Linked DNA regions of Mus musculus: region 1 is linked to region 2. The links are chromatin loops, found by intact Hi-C in ENCODE. Cell type or tissue: left cerebral cortex. All regions are shown on one strand. Each heading gives the region's core, and the rest is flanking DNA. Links, peaks and the distances in the headings are about the cores only.

Region 1 (8,336 bases), core at 240-8,239, 99 kb before region 2:
ACAGCAAGTGCATGTTGAGTAGAGAGAGAATTTTATTTTGCTTTGTTTGTTTGTTTATTTGTTTGTTTTTGGAGTCAGGATTTCTTTGTGTGGTCCTGGCTGTCCTGGAACTCTGTGTAGACCAGGCTGGTTTCGAACTTGCCGAGATCCTCCTGCCTCTGCCTCCTGAGTGCCAGGACCAAAAGTGTAGACCATGACTGCCTGGCGATTGTTGAGATTTGGAAGCCTGAACCAGGGCTTTGCACATTCGAGGCAAATACATAACTGCTGTGCTACATCCCTTACGGGTAACGTTTGTGAGACAGGATCTCACTGTAGACCAAGCTGGCCTTAACCTCACCACCTTCCTGCCTCAGCCTCCTCGGTGCTTGGGGTGCCGCTGCACCTGGATCCAGATGTTGAGTGAACCTACAGATGCAGAAACTGAAAAAAAAAAAAAGAACAAAAAAAGAGGCCTCTCTTGCGTTTGTGTTTCTAAGGGACAGGAGGAAGCTTGGAATCCCTTAGTAAATGCTGCATAAAAGGGGAATGTTAGCTACGGCAGACGGTGGTTGCTTTTCCACACAGGAAGCTTAGTTGTGTGTGGCCTGAGCTTGGCTCGAGTCATAGGTGTCCAGGATCTTGAGGTTTGGTTGTTTCTTTTGGTGTGCTGATGGGTCGGTTCTCTGGCATCTTCTGAGTTATGGGTAATTGGAACCCATGCAAGAGGCTTCTTATAGCTATTAAGTGGTCTTTAGGGCAAGTGATGGACCACCTTGGGGTTGTAGACAGCCCGTGAAGATGTACTTAAAAAGTAAATTACAGCTCTGGGGAGGTGACTTAGGAGTGGTGGCTGAACTGGCAGCTAACTCAAAACTGCCTGTAACTGCAGCTTTGGTGCCCTCCTCTGGCCTCTGTGAATACATGTGCGCGCAACACACACACACACACACACACACACACACACACACACACACACACACGCACGCACGCGCACACACACGGATATGCATGCACATGTACAGAGAGACACACATACAAATATAAAATGTCCATTACATACCATAAAATATTGATGACCCCTGAGAAGATCCTTTGTGCTCCTCTAGGAAACCTAAGTGTCTACTTTCAAGACACAGGCAGCTAGATCAATATTTTCAGACTCTGGCTTAGATCTGTGTCCACCACCTGGCATTTGTTATCTAGTGCACTAGAAGTGAGTCCTGGCTAGTACAGTGTGGCATCTCATGTGCAGAGCATGCACCTTGCTGAATGCCTTGATGAGGGTTACAAAGCCCTTGTCCTCCTGGGCTTTGATGAGTCCTCATCATGTCGGATGCTCCCACCCTTGCTTAGAAGGAATCCAGGCACAGATTTATTCTTTTCAAGACTCGAACTGTGTGGCAGTATTGTAAAACAGTGAGGAGAAGAAAAAAATCCCTTATTGTTACCCAGAGAGAACCATGTTTTGATATTTAATACATCCAGTCATTTTTGTTTGATATGTGTGATTTTACATTTTCAGTCTTTTAACTTTGAGCTTTAGCTTCATATATACATATATATACACACATGTGTGTGTATATATATGTATATATATTCATAATCGTATTTATTGATACACCCACACATACCCACACCCATGCACATCAGTGTCCCAATGAGTCAACTCACTGTTCTGACATTTTTCCTGTCTTATTGCGCCTAGTGTTGTTTTGTCTACACTAAATTTGAGTCTTGTCATTATCACTAGCATGGGGCACTTTTAGTTTTCTAGTCATATACATTTTTTAGCATATAAAATGCAGGCAGAATACAGTGGATGCCTATATACTGTCTCAACCATGCTGCCAGGCAGTGTACTATTGATGGAGCTGTCAGCTAGTCTGGCTCACAATGAGCTGATACTGATAACGGAATGGTGGCCAGTTTCTTAGTAGGGTTTAGCCACGCCCCAGTGTTGAAGAGATAAGTCTCTGCCCCTTTTTTCCCTTGAGTTTCATGATAGCTGACCTGGGCTAGCTGACAAACGGCTGAAGGCTGGGTCTTTGCTGGCAGAGCAGAGTGCAGAGTGCTTGGGAGGCTGGGGAGCCACTAGTATAGAGGAAATGGAAAACAGGTTCTGACTAATCTCTGAGCTAAAGAGATAAACTCATACCCCTACCCCAGTGCTTGCTCCCTGACTGGTGTTTTCCATGTAAACATTGACAGTAGATTTCCCATAGAGGGTGTCAGGCAGTGAGTAGACTATGAGTCGCATCAACTTCACTTAGTACTTGCCCAAGTGTTTTAATATAATCATCCTTAAAATCTCAGTGGAGGTAAGACAGTGATTCTGATGGCATGGCTACTTGTAGTCTGAGCTGTATAAGACAGATAGACAGACAGACAGACAGATACACACACACACACACACACACACACACACACACGCACGCACGCATGCACGCACGCACGCACGCATAGTCTTGCTATGTAGCCCTGGTTGGCCCATGTTGTCAGTTTGAATAAGAATGGTCCTCATAGGCTTATATATTTGAATGCTAAGTCAACAGGGAGTGGCACTATTTGAAAAGATTAGAAGGATTAGGAAGTGTGCCTTGTTGGAGTAGGTGTGGCTTTGATGGAGGAAGTGTGTCACTGGGGGTGGGGTTTGAGGTTTCAGAAGACCAAGCCAGGTCCAATGTTGTCTCAGGATGTAGCTCTCAGCTATTGCTTCAGTGCCATGCATGCCACCATTCTTAGCCATGATGACAGTGGACCAAGCCTCTGAAACTGTAAGCAAGCCACCAGTTAAATGCTTTCTTTCATAAAAGTTGCCATGATCATGATGTCTCTTCACTGCAATAGAACAGTAACTAAGATAGCCTGTTACTTGCTGTTAGCTCAGACTGGCTATGAACTTGTAGCCATCCTCCTGGCTCTCCTTTTTAGTGCTGGGATGACAGAAATTCTTTTCCCTCCCAGACAGGATCTTACCTATAGCTGAGGCTGGCCTGGAACTGTGTATTTGCAGAGTAGCTGGCCTTGAACTCACTGTAGTCTTCTTGCTTCAGCTTCTCAAATCCTGGAATTACAGGTGTTCACCCCTATACTAAGAAAGGCAGGCTGCTGTGCTGTCACCCCAGGGCAGACAGCTGTGCTGGTAAATTTTCATTTCATATTGCTGTTTGTCAGTGGAGTTCAGTGTTTTGATTGAGTGTTGAGAGCAGTATTATTGGTCAAATTACTAAACTAGGCCACTGTAATTGTCCTCAAATTCTAGGCTTTCTAAGTGATCAGAAGGGACCCTCTGCAGCCCTAGTAAAAGAGCATTGTAAAACCTTACCTACAGTGTCTAGTTTATATATTAATGATTATTTTATTTTCTTATGAATGATAATTTTAAATGATTTTTACAGTATAACCTGCAAATCAGGGTAGTAGTCAGTGTACGCGTAGGAAATTCAATCCGTGGTTTGGTCTGCTTATGTAAAGCATCTGTCAGCATCTTAAGGGAGGAGGCTTTTGCTCTAGGCCTTTCTTCTGTAGTTTGCCTTGAGATTAAAGTTGCTGAAGTGTTTGGAAAGCAGCTGCTGCGGAAAAACTTAGTTGGACTGGGCTTGTATCACAGAGTAAGTTTTAAGCACTGTGGTTTGAAGTCATGTTCCAGTAGGAATAAGTGACTAGATAGCATTCTTTGCTCCTCACGAAACCGTGTCTAGTCAAGAGAGAAGTAGGACAAGCGCATATACAACCTCGAGCCGTGTTTATGAGAAGACGAAGAGCCGAAGGAAAACTGGACTTCTGTTTACACAACATTTTTATAGACTGACTAATTGCATTTTGAAACAAAGCTTGTAGAGTCTTGGTGGAATTCTCCCCAGCTTTTTGTTCTTGGACTCTGTTGTACTTTAATGGAGGGCTAGCTCTCACAGTTGGCTCTGATCTTGGTTCACAGGAACCAAGGAGGAATTTGGTCTTTTGTTCCTGACTTCATGCTCTGATGTACAGTGGTGTGCCCAGAAACAACGGCAGTGCTTTGTAACCATAGTAATGAAACTTGTCTGACTTGGATTCTGTATCCATGGCTTTGCTAGTGTTGTGTAAGGACCCTGGAGCACTTTTGACTTAACTCCATTGCCTTGCTGTTTTTGTTTTAGAGCTGACAGAATCCTTAAAGCAGTTTGTCTGCTGGAGTATCTTCACTGGCTATCTAGGATAATATACATGAAAGGCTTATCCGCTTAGCCACTTAGCCACAACTTGTGAATCAGTGCTTAGCTTCTTAGGGTGACATCCCTCCTAAGGTGGCCTTCTTCGCAGCTTGTGGAGAGTTACACACCTCAGCTTTGGAGCCTTTGCTCTCTGGGAAAGGAGAGATAGATGGGCTTGTGTAGGGTCTTCAGAGTAGAGGGATCTGATAGGACCATGCAAAGTAAATCGGTCTACATGAGAGGGGGTGAGGGCTCATGAGATGGCTCACAAACCAGGTGACCTGAGTTCATTTCCTGGGACCTATCTGGTTGGAGGAGAGAACTGACTCCTGCAAGTGGTCCTGGAACCTCCGCATGCGTATTGCTTCCCCACTCCTATACACATAAAAGCCTACACATCTCATTGAGCGCTGTACTGTTAGAGCAGCCGATACGAAGCTGTGGAGTATCACGTTGGAGTTTACACTTTTCATTATCAAATTTATTTTTATGTACTTATCTACCACCAAACTCAAAAACTAGCCAAACAGTCCAGGCTGTCCTGGAACTCACTCTGTAGCCTAGGTTGGCCTCAGATTTACAACTCTATTGCCTTAGTGTTATGAGGACTCTATGCCAAAAACAGATACGTGGTGTCTTTTTACCATGGTAGAATTCATTAAAAACAAATGCACACAGTAAGTCAGTTTCTTTGACTGCAGTTTATGGAGTAGTCCTGTTTAGACCATTGGGCCTGCCTGCCTGCCCCAGGACCTCCTACAGCAGAGGCCACAACGGGAAGTGGATATTTGTTACCATCCACATATTCACTGTCAAGTTTCTAATGAGGAGTCTGGGAAATGCAACAGAATTTGACAGATTTTTCAGCATTGGGAAATACAATTGGCCATGGAGGGGCACGTGGGAGCTGGAATGTAGAGGTCACAAGCTAGGAGCATACACGGATAGGATGTAAGGGCACAGTTGCATGTGGGGGAGAAGGCACTGCAGGAGGCAGGTACTGAGGGGTGAAGATAGGGAGGTGGGAAGAGCCGAGTATTACCCTGTCTGAGAGCAAAGCCTGCTGATTTTTCTCCTGTCTTCTGAATATTTGCCCTCCTCTAGGATCTGGGGAGATGGATCTGTAGTAAAGAGCACTCACTCTTCCGAAAATCCTGAGCTTGGTTCCCTGCACTGCATCAGCTGCCTTATGGCTGCCTGTAACTCCAGCTCCGGGGAGATCTGTGGCCTCTTGTGCCTGCACACAAAGACAAGTGCCCCACCCATCTTTTTTTCATTAAAGGAAAGAATCTCTTCTATTAGTTTATGGTTCTAAATGTGAGGTTGCTTTATGTATGTGTATCATGTGTGCATGTGTGTGTGTAATTTGTAGGACAACCTGCTAGCTTTGTTTTTCTTCTTCCTCTGTGTGGATTCCAAGGATTGAACAGAGATGGCCCATGCAAGAGATCAGTATAATGAGCTTTAGGTTGTTGGTCAGAGGCCAGGGTCTAGCTGATTGAAGCCTGGTCTCTTAAATTGGTCCTAAATGTAGATTTAAAAATTGCTTTCTTTAGGTTTTGGTTTTATTCCTGCAAGCAGCTTTAGTAAGATCGTTAGGAGGAGCCAGGCAGCTACTTCCCAGGCAGCTAGAACACAAGTGCTAATTTTTCACATCCCCAGACTCCTTCATATTAACCTTGTTTCACTGCTTGTATCTGGCTGACTGTGAGCACTGTCACCAGTAGACCAGGTTCAGCCACTCCCCCGGAAACAAAAACGGCAAAAGAAATTAATGCTGGTGGAGGAAAGCAATCTACTGAGAGAGCCACAGTAGATTGGGAAGGATGCTGGGATCCAGCCACTACCTTTCTGCCTTTGAGAAGCTAATAAAGAGCTCTAGGGTCCTGTGAGGAGGAGGCAGAAGAGCCCAGGGGCAGCAGGCATAGTCAAGCCCTCTTGCTCTGATTGTAGTCGCTTGGTTATGAGTTCAGTACAGACTACCCCAGTGCTGGCTGCTGTCACCAGTAAACTCAGTTCCCATTGCTGGAGGCTGATCTGGGTTCAATTGCGAGACCCCGCCTCAATGAATAGCATGAAAGATGACCATGGCAGATAACTGACGTCAGCTTCCATCCATCCTCCACACACACACACACACACACACACACACACACACACACACTGCCACACAGGCACACACTGTCACACATGCACACACACTGCCAAACATGCACACACTCCACACACACAACCTTTAGCATATATTTAGTAGTATTAACTTAATAAAATAAACATCTATTTCACTGTTTTCTTTTAGACAGTGTATTATAAAGTGTCATAAGTAGTATCTCTTACTCTAGGCTTAGAGCCCCATGCTGTGCACTCATACAAGGAATGCAGAACCCAGCAAGACAAGCCACAGCCTCATGGGGCAAAATCCACATGGGGCACACTTATCACCTTCTCACTAGCACATTTTTTAAAAAAAGAAAGCTTGAGGTTGAAGAGATGGCTCAGCAGTTGAAAGCATTGTCTGCTTTTTCACAGGACCTGGTTTCAATTCTGAGGACCCACATGGTGGCTCACAGTCATGTGTGACCTTGGTCCCAGCAGGTCTGACACCCTCTTTTAGTGTCTGTGTGCACCAAGCATGCAAGTGGTAAACAGCTATACGTGCAGGAAGAAGTATATCTATACACACAAAATAATTATTTTTAAAAAGGAACCTGGTGAAAATAGTGTTAACCATTTTACAAATCAAAAGTTGCTCAGAATACCTAAGACTATGGTAAATTTGTCACTTCACTTTGGAAAAAGACGTTGTGTGCTTGTAGAAGTAGGTGGTGGAAGTTACAGCCTTGGGTTGCTGTGGAGTTGGGGGTGGAGGGTGGGAGGGGCACCTGCCATTGGATGGAGGCTGGTACCCAGGTCTGCTCTGGTGTGATTCAGCACCATTTGAATTGTGTACATCTTGACTATGATTGTACAGCTGATGTCTGGCATCTCACAGAGAAAACTGCGCTTCCTGTTGAGTTCTAATAATCCCTAACACATAAAGCCTGGTGGAACGTGGCAAACTTTCAAAGTAAGTGTAGAATGAAGAGCCTAGAGGCTCTGGACTTGCAGGCTTTCTTCTTCTGTTGAGATGTGAGGTCTGGACTAGGCAGGGAGCCCTGGACATCCAGCTTTTTAGGGATGTTCTCAGGTCACACTTCTGTTCAGCTGTGAGGTCTGGGGTTGCTCCAGAAGGCTCCTGTGGAGCTACTTCAGAAAGTTGGTGCTGGAAGGATCTGGCCCTCTGACCCGTCTGTGTGCTGCTTTCTTTTACTGTCCTAAGCAAACAGCTCCAGAGGGCGGATCCTCCAGTCTGGGGTCAGCTTTTCTTTATTGCCAGTGACCTCTGGCTCAATCCTTCTTCCTGCTAGCTGCCCAGGACTGAAAAACTTAGCTGTGTCCTGTAGAAGGACACAGTCATTACCATATAATAGTCATAAGGGGGGTGGTGTGCTCTTGTCAGTGTAAAAATACAGCTTTCCTCTTAAAGAGAACAAGAGAGAGTTTATTCTGGACTCATTCTGAGTGACCATGGCCTGGGATGTAGGTTACCCTATGGGGTGGTTTGAATGAGAATGACCCCCATAGATTCATGTGTTTGAATGTTAGGTCACCAGTTAGTGGAGCTGTTTGGGAAGGACCTAGTTGGAAGAGGTATGACCTTATTAAAGGAGGCATGTCACTGGGGTGGGCTTTGAGATTTCAAATGTCCACGTCAGTGCAGTCTTTCCCTCCCTGCTTGCAGCATGAGCATCCTGTAAGCTTTCAATTACTACTTCAGGGCCAGGCTAGTTAGTCTGCCTGCCATCAGGTTCCCTACCATGATCAAGGACTAACCCTCTGAAAGTGTAAGCAAGCCCCCAATTAGATACCTTCTTTAGAAGGAACCGTGCTCATAGTATCTCTTCTTAGCAATGGAAGAGTAACACAGACACTACAAGTTCCTTATTGCGTCATGGGAGCAGTTTCATAGTTTTACAGAAAAAAGTCATAAATTAAGACGGTGGTTACAGCAAGATGGAGGGAGCTTTTCTTTAGACCTCAGATGTTATCTGATGACATTTTTAGCTTTTGGGGTGTGGACGTTGGTGCTCTGCTAAATTAATATATTTAAAAGGTTTTTAT
Region 2 (8,336 bases), core at 246-8,245:
CCAGAAGATGGAAAGACCTCCCATGCTCCTGGATTGGCAGAATTAATATAGTAAAAATGGCTATCTTGCCAAAAGCAATCTACAGATTCAATGCAATCCTCATTAAAATTCCAACTCAGAGTTAGAAAGAGCAATTTGCAAATTCATCTGGAATAACAAAAAAACCTATGATATTGAAAACTATTCTCAACAATAAAAGAACTTCTGGTGGAATCACCATCCCTGACCTCAAGCTGTACTACAGAGCAATTGTGATAAAAAACTGCATGGTATTGATACAATGACAGACAGGTAGAGCAATGGAATAGAATTGAAGACACAGAAATGAAACCACACACCTATGGCCACTTGATCTTTCACAAAGGAGCTAAAACCATCCAGTGGGGGGGAAAAAGGCAGCATTTTCAACAAGTGCTGGCTCAACTGGCAGTTATCATGTAGAAGAATGTGAATTGATCCATTCTTATCTCCTTGTACAAAGCTCAAGGCCAAGTGGATCAAGGACCTCCACATAAAACCATAGAAAATATATTAATAGGAAATTAATATATTTTAATTTAATAGATATTAGTAGAAAAGAAAGCAGGAAAGAGTCTTGGGCACATGGGCACAAGGGAAATTTTACTGAACAGAACACCAATAGCTTATGCTCTGAGATTAAGAATTGACAAATGGGACCTCAGTGCAAAGCTTCTGTAAGTCAAAGGGCACTATCAATAGAACAAAATGGCAACCAACAGATTGGGAAAAGATCTTTATGAATCCTACATCTGATAGAGGGCTAATATCCAATATATACAAAGAACTCAACAAGTTAGACTCCAGAGAACCAAATAACACTATTTAAATATGGGGTCCAGAGCTAAACAAAGAATTCTCAACTGAGGAATACCAAAATGGCTGAGAAGCACCTAAAAACGTGTTCAATATCCTTACTCATCAGGGAAATGTAAATCAAAACAACCCTGAGATTCCACCTCACACCAGTCAGAATGGCTAAGATAAAAAACTCAGGTGACAGCAGATGCTGGCGAGGAAGTGGAGAACAAGGAACATTCCTCCATTGCTGGTGGGATTGCAAGCTGGTATAACCACTTTGGAAATCAGTTTGGTGTTCCTCAGAAAATTGGACATAGTACTACCTAAAGACCCAGCAATATCACTCCTGGGCACATATCCAGAAGATGTTCCAACATATAATAAGGACACATGCTCCACTATGCTCATAGCAGCCTTATTTATAATAGCCAGAGGCTGGAAAGAACCCAGATGTCCTTCAACAGAGGAATGGATACAGAAAATGTGGTTTATTTACACAATGGAGTATTACTTAGCTATTAAAAACAATGAATTCATGAAATTCTTACGCAAATGAATGGATCTGGAGGATATCATCCTGAGTGAGGTAGCCCAATCACAAAAGAACACACATGATATGCACTCACTGATAAGCGGATATTAGCCCAGAAGCTCAGAATCCTCCTTAGAAGGGTGAACAAAATACCCATGAAAGGAGTTACAGAGACAAAGGGTGGAGCAGAGACTGAAGGAATGATCATCTAGAGACTGCCCCACCTGGGGATCCATCCTATATACAGTCACCAAACCCAGACACTATTGTGAATGCCAACAAGTGCTTGCTGACAGAAACCTATTATAGCTGTCTCCTGAGAGGCTCTACCAGTGCCTGACAAATACAGAGGTGGATGTTCACAGCCAACCATTGTACTGAGCACAGGGTCCCCAATGGAGGAGTTAGAGAAAGGACCCAAGGAGCTGAAGGGGTTTGCAGCCTCATAGGAAGAACAACAATATGAACTAACCAGTACCCCCAGAGCTTCAGGGACTAAACCACCAATCAAAGAGTACACATGGAGGGACCCATGGCTCCAGCTGCATATGTAGCAGAGAATGGCCTTGTTGGACATCAATGGGAGGAGAAGCCCTTGGTCCTGTGAAGGCTTTATGACCCAGTGTAGGGGAATGCCAGGGCCAGGAAGTAGGAGTGGGTGGCTTGGGGAGCGGGGGTGGGGGAGTGGGGGGGAGGGATAGGAGGTTTTTGGAGGGGAAACCAGAAAGGGGGATAACATTTGAAATGTAAATAATAATAATAATAGCAGTTCAGATTGGACATAGCAAGTGATACCTCAGGGTCATTGATAGGGAAGTGGATACTCACAGAAGGTAGATATCTGCCCAGCTGTAGTGCATAAGGCTTATTATAAATATACAGGTTGTATGTCTTTTATCTGGGAAGTGAATGGTAAAAGGCAGGGTAGGATCCCCCAACTGAGATTAATTATTTTTAACAAGTTTGTGTTAGTGATTTTGCTTTTTGTTTCTAACACCAGCATCAGGAAAACTAATACATCCTTGACTCTATAAATGCAAAATCATCTCCAGGACAGAAAATAAATACAAAACTAAAAGTAGGGGAGAAATCGACCTTGGTGGGTGGGGCCCTGGATTTGGTGCCCAACACTGCAACACCAACAAAATTATGGAGGTTCTGCAAGGCACATTACAGGAGAAACTGGAAGTGAAAAGCTAGGATGGATAAAATTGGAAAGTCAGATACCCTTGGGTAATTACCGGTTATGATCCATCCTTTTCCTTCATTGAGTCTATCAATCAGCATTTAGTCTGGGCTAGCTACCAGACGATCATTTTACCTGAACCCGCTCTGAGGGAGACATAAGCAGCAGCCTGCTGTACAAAAGAAACGGGCTCGGGGAGACTATGTCTGCATCTGTACTCACATAAGTCAGTGGCAGAGCAGACCCTCTGGACCTCGGCCTGTAACACCCCAGTTTCTGCCCACCCAGCTTTCTTTTTTACTGAGTTTTTAGTAGTAAGCTTGCTCATTGTTCCAAAGCGTTCACAAATTCCAGGAGACAAGAGCTGGAAGTGGCCCAGGTACCTCTAGGATATAGCATCCCCTGCTCCCAGGCCAAAGCCAATCGGGCCTATGAAGTGTGCCGTGGTGTACCAGCTAGTTTTGGCTACCTCGGGGCCAATGGAGTGATTTGTCAGTCTCTGGGCAGGTAAAGCACCTATTGATGGGCTCTGTTACTGAGCCTTGTCCCATGAGAAAGAGAAGTAGACCCTGGCTCTCAGCCTCTGCCTTACCCACCTAGGGTGGTCGGGCATGGGGATGAAGGTGCAGGTCCCAGGGACGTGAGTGCGGCATTCAGAGTGAAACCTCTGCTTTGGTTCTTGATGCTTTGGACTAGTGGTCTGTCCCACTCTCTTCCTGTGATAGGAGAGGATGCGGGCTTCATTTTCATTTCTATTTCTTCCCCCAGAAGCTGTCAACGGTCCAGACATGGGTCCAGATAAAATTCTCAGGGCAGGAAGGAATGGAAAACGTCTGGCTGTAACTCTGACAGGAAAGCCTGTTTTTAGAATTTAGAAAGGTGCATGCAACTCGCTTTTCTCCAAGTAGGACAGAGAGAAGCGCCAGGGAAGCCAAGAGGAAGGGCCTGCATCTCAACTAGCAACGTGGAGGCTTCTAGCCCCGCCCCGAGTTCGTCCACCCTCCCAGACTTCTGGGCACGGGTTTCCCAGAGGAAGCATGTTGATTTCTTTCACGTGTGTGTGGGATGGATGCCTTCTGTCCCTTTCAACGACTTTGTAACCAATTCTGCAGGACTTCCCGTAGGCTTTTCCTTTCTGTAATTTTCCCCACTGTCAGCAGTGGCGGAATTCTCACGGAAGATATTCTGAGGAGACACAGAAGAAAGCCCGGCATGGTGGTGTGGTAGATGCTGGCGATCTGCAGTGCCTGGAAGGTGGAGACAGAGGCATGGACAGCGAGATCTAGTCTCAAATAAAAGCCACTCGAGAGTTCTAAATGTCCTTGCCTGTAGAGGATAAATGAGCTTCTCTTGATACATTTTGTAATACTCTTGCCAGCACTCATAAACCTATCTGGCATTGAAATGAACTTGACCAAATGTCCCCATTAGACCTTTGAGGAGGCAAATGTATAATGAAATGATCAAAAAAGTCCTTTATGCAGCAAGCTCAGGAATTGTGTGTGTGTGTGTGTGTGTGTGTGTGTGCATGTACAGGTGGAGGACAGAAGATGTAATCAGCTCTCTTCCTCTGTCACTCAGTCTTTATTTTCTGTGGCAGGGTCTCTCTGAAACTCAGGACTTGTCAAGACTGGTTACTCTGTCTAGCCAACTTGCCCTGAAGTAATCCCCGCCTCTATCTCCTGAGAGCTGGGATTACAGTCAGCCACATGCCTGGACCCCAACTCCTATCTTCATGCATATATGGCAAGCACTTTATCTCCTAAACCATCCGCAGCCCAACCATCCCCATCTTGGGACTTTTTTTTTTTTCATTCTTTCCTTCAACAAAGTTATACAAAACACCATCTAAAAGCCAAATTCTAGCACCATGAAAACGGACAAGTCCTACACTCAGCTGCCCAGTCTTCTTGAAGAAATGGCCAACAGCAAGTCGTTGCAATGCGATTTAACAGGTACCGCAGCCTGCACAGCTATATGCTGAAAACTGAAATTGGGAGGAAGAGATTGAATTGGTGGCTGATGGCTTCAGAGCATATAATTAAAATAAGAATACAGTAGACACTCTTAATATATTCAGGGTAGTGAAAGGACCATGGAGTTTCACAGCATGGTTCAGTGCTTGGCTGGAGACTGAGCTAGACCTGGTCTGGAGTATTGTGTGCGTGTTAAGTTGTTCATTGCTAGGACAGATGCCTGACAGCAGTTACAAGGAGGAAAGATTTATTTTAGTCCATGGTTTCAGAGGTCCTTCATGGTTGGATCTGTTTATTCTGGTGAGAAGAATCATCATGAAGGTAGGGGCAGGTGGCAAAGGCTATTCTCGGTTGGGGACAGGGATGGAGAGAGGCAGGGAGAGACGGCAGAACAAGAAAGTACAGGGACAACTTTCAAAGGTAGGCTGCTGCAACTTCTCCCAGCTACGCCTCAGTTCCTCAAGTTCCCAGCACTTCCCCAAAAGACTAAGCATTAACACACCCACAGGAGATGTTTTCTATTCATAACACCACGCACACCAGGCAACAATGATCCTGCATAATATTTTATCAGCTTAGTTCCTCCTAGCCCCGCTCAATGGTGAAGTGTCTCTTGAAAATTATTTCAGTAAAACTCTCACATTGGTGCTGAGAACCATATTTATTATTATTATTATTATTATATTATATTATTATTATTATTATTATTATATTGGGTATGTAGATACAAGGAAGATGAGGGCAGTATACTTCTTGATTACTAACAAAGGAGTCCGGCCATCAAGCACAGCAGAAAGCTGTCCTCCAAGCAAAACAGCTGCCGTTATCATCAGCTCAGCTAGGCCTGCTTGAAAAGTCATTGCAGCTAGAACTGTTAACTGTTGGCATTCACCTTGTGGAAGGAGGGAGGGGGAGGCTCATTGGCTGTCACCTGTGTGTCTGGCTACCGCTCTCAGCCGTTGGAATACATTACACTGGTCATGCTGGGCGTGTGGAAGGGGTGGGAATCCAGTGAGGCGCTAGAGGTTGGGAAAGACTGATAGGAGAGCCTCTCTCTGAGCAGCCATGGCAGTTGTCATCCATGCTTGGCACAGACCTAATGGGCTGACTTAATGTCACCCATGCGCTGTAAATAAGCCTAATGAGCTCATTGGTCCCCCAGGGTGAACTTGGGCAGAATCTATCTTTGCCTTGTCATTGGGACTAGGGTAGACATTGTTTACACCTCTCAAAGGGAGGAATTCTCACCCAGATGGGGAACTGGATGGCTCCACCCCTCCACCCCAGCCTATGGAGGGAAGCAAGCTGCAGAGACATTTTCCTGCTCTATAAGATGGGATTTTGTGTCTACCCCATTCACTTGAAAACGGTGTGCACAACTCCTAGACAGGGCCACTTGACAGCAAGCTTCTGTGGATGGTCAACTTCGTATCAAGTGGAGTAGTGATCGATTGTGTATCTGAATTCACACCGTTTAGCAGCACAGAGAGGGTAGCTGGAAAAACCGGCACAGGGTGTGCTCGTCCAGGGTCAGTCCTGGGAACGCTGGGATGAAAGTCATGGGAGCTCACAGTCCAGTACCAAAGGCAACGGGCAAAGGCTGTGCAGATCAGCATGGCAGGCTGCAGGATTAACTTTCAGGGGCGGTGGAACCTGTGCAGACGTGAATACAAATCACAACTATACACTGCACAGATCGGAAAGTCATTTTCCAAACGGTGGACACTGATCCAGGTCTGAGAGCTGGGCCAGGCCAGGAGGTTGGGCAGGCTGGCAGGGAGCTGGATCTGATGTCGGACTCAGTCTTATTTTCACCACTTTCCTGAACATTCTAAAGTGAGTGGTAGGACCGTAGTAAGTATGGAGAAGAAAGAGAGCTGCTAATGAAAAATGAGTGCCCATGACTAGCTGCAGCCTGTGCTCAATGGTCAACTGACACTCTGCCTTTGACAAGAGGCAGATTCCATGAACTTAGAGACCCTGCCAGGAAAAAAAGCAATTAACCAGAAGGAATCCACCCCAGGCTTGGCCGGACCCTGTTGGAGCTGGAGTGGGTGAGGGAGGCGGGTAAGTCTAGCAAAGCCACAGGGAAAGGACTGTGGTGTTTTTCAGGTACATTCCTAGACAGGGCTGTCCTCGGCCACAGATCCCAGAGTCCCAACTGAAGATGAACTGCTGGGTCTGGCTTGAATACCCAGCTAAATGCCACCTAGTTTCCGAGGCTGTGTGCCACTGCTGCCGTGAGGAATGATGGGCAGGCCAAGTGACGTGGCTTTCTGGTCCATTTCTGCACAGTCTGGAACATCTAAGAGAACGTTACACTGGGCTCTAACCCAGCAGCTAGGCCAGGAGCCCAGCTTTCTATGTGAATGCATTTTGGGCTAAAGTTTCCTCCCGCTGTGCTGTCTAGCACTTCTTACTTGGACCAGTGACATCTGCATGATCGGGAAGCATGTGGGGCATGCAGAAGCTCTGCCTCCCTGTCTCTAGTCAGAATATGCATTCAGGGCAACCTGGCTGAGAGCCAGGGGGCGCCATAGAGCAAGGAGCGGCACCCATACTAGCAGACGTTCAGCCCCAGTCAAAAGCCGCTGGATCTGATGTTGGACTCTCTGCTTCAGAGACGAGGCTGGCCCACAGCAGGAGCCTGCAGGGGGCTTCCCTTCAATGGGGTGGGAGAGCAGAAATGGCAAGGACCCTCACAGCTGCTGGCAGAGAGCACCGATTTATGGGTCACTTTCGCTATTTCGAGCAAAAGAGGCCGAGCAAGAGTTTAAACCAGGGCAGCCTCCTCTAGGTATGTGGGGGCTTCATGAGTAAATCCCAGGAACTCGGTAGCAAGCAGAGGTCTCATTTCCATTTTCCAGATGGTTGAGGGATAGATAGGGCTGGGATGTTGCCAGCTGGCTGAACAAACTCGGGACCCTCTCTTTGCTCTATTGGTGCCAGCTGGTTCTTGGGCCAGAGATGCAAGCTGTGCCCAGGCACACGTCATTCCAGGTCCCCGGAGACATGCCAGGCACCGGCTGTTGGTCTTTCTCACCAGAGCCAAGGCCCAGCCGTGGGTCTTCTCTCATAGGCACCGATGACCACGACTCTTTCTCTCTTCTCCATCTTAATGACCGGTATCACTTCTCAGACCACACACCGCACCTCACATAATGCCGCAGATAGATGTTGGCTACAGAATGGCTCAGGCAGGAATAAAGAGGCTGCCGTGTTCAAGGAGCTCAGAGAGCTGATGTACTGGGACTCTCTGTAGGGGACCAGATAAAATGTCTAATGAATGCACAGAGCTGCCAAATACAGATCCAGATGATAGGCCGTTTGGAATTGCCACTTTGAAGCGGGCACCAGCAGGAGAAAGTGCGCCTGAGTTAGAGCCAGGGTCCTAGGCTGGGGTCCTCCACTGCGGCATTTCTCCAGAGTAAGGTTCACGACCCGCACTTCAGTGTGCTGGTCACGTGTCAGCCTTGGGGTGCTACCTTCAGAGGCCTGCCCCAGCTTGTACATGGTGTGGTTGGTGAGCATGTGTCTCTAGGCTTTCCAATATGATTGTTATAGTCACAGGTGTAACTACTGGCATTAATGATCAAATTGGATCTGGGCGAGCAGGCAGACAATGGGCTTTCCCTTGTATAGACAAGCAGAGAACCACTCACTCACTTACTCACTCACTCACTCACTCACATTCAAAATGGGGTAAAATCCAGTCCAAAAGTGTGGCCAAATTGATCACAGCACCCATTACTTTCATAGCTACAACCAGAGTGATTGGAGAAGAAGGCGGTGCCCTTTTCTTGTGGAACTCAAGGGACTTCTG

The links. Peaks named below come from ENCODE experiments on the same cell type or tissue, not always from the same donor. Only the 100,000 strongest peaks of a DNase experiment are listed, where the experiment ranks them.
Region 1: it touches region 2 in a loop (2.1-fold over the local background); 4 of 42 quality-filtered maps call a loop at or near these places.

The regions. Positions count from the first base shown.
Region 1 is chr13:92,627,728-92,636,063 of GRCm38, forward strand. All of the region lies in intron 1 of Serinc5 (serine incorporator 5), which reads left to right. Among named protein-coding and RNA genes, the nearest start is that of Serinc5, 21 kb to the left of the region's middle. In left cerebral cortex, for the core only: no CTCF peak of the experiment used is centred there; DNase peaks (open chromatin) are centred at 3,505, 5,474 and 5,827; H3K27ac peaks cover 729 bases.
Region 2 is chr13:92,726,486-92,734,821 of GRCm38, forward strand. No RefSeq gene overlaps it. Among named protein-coding and RNA genes, the nearest start is that of Gm41018, 23 kb to the left of the region's middle. In left cerebral cortex, for the core only: a CTCF peak has its summit at 7,036; DNase peaks (open chromatin) are centred at 3,602, 7,024 and 7,501.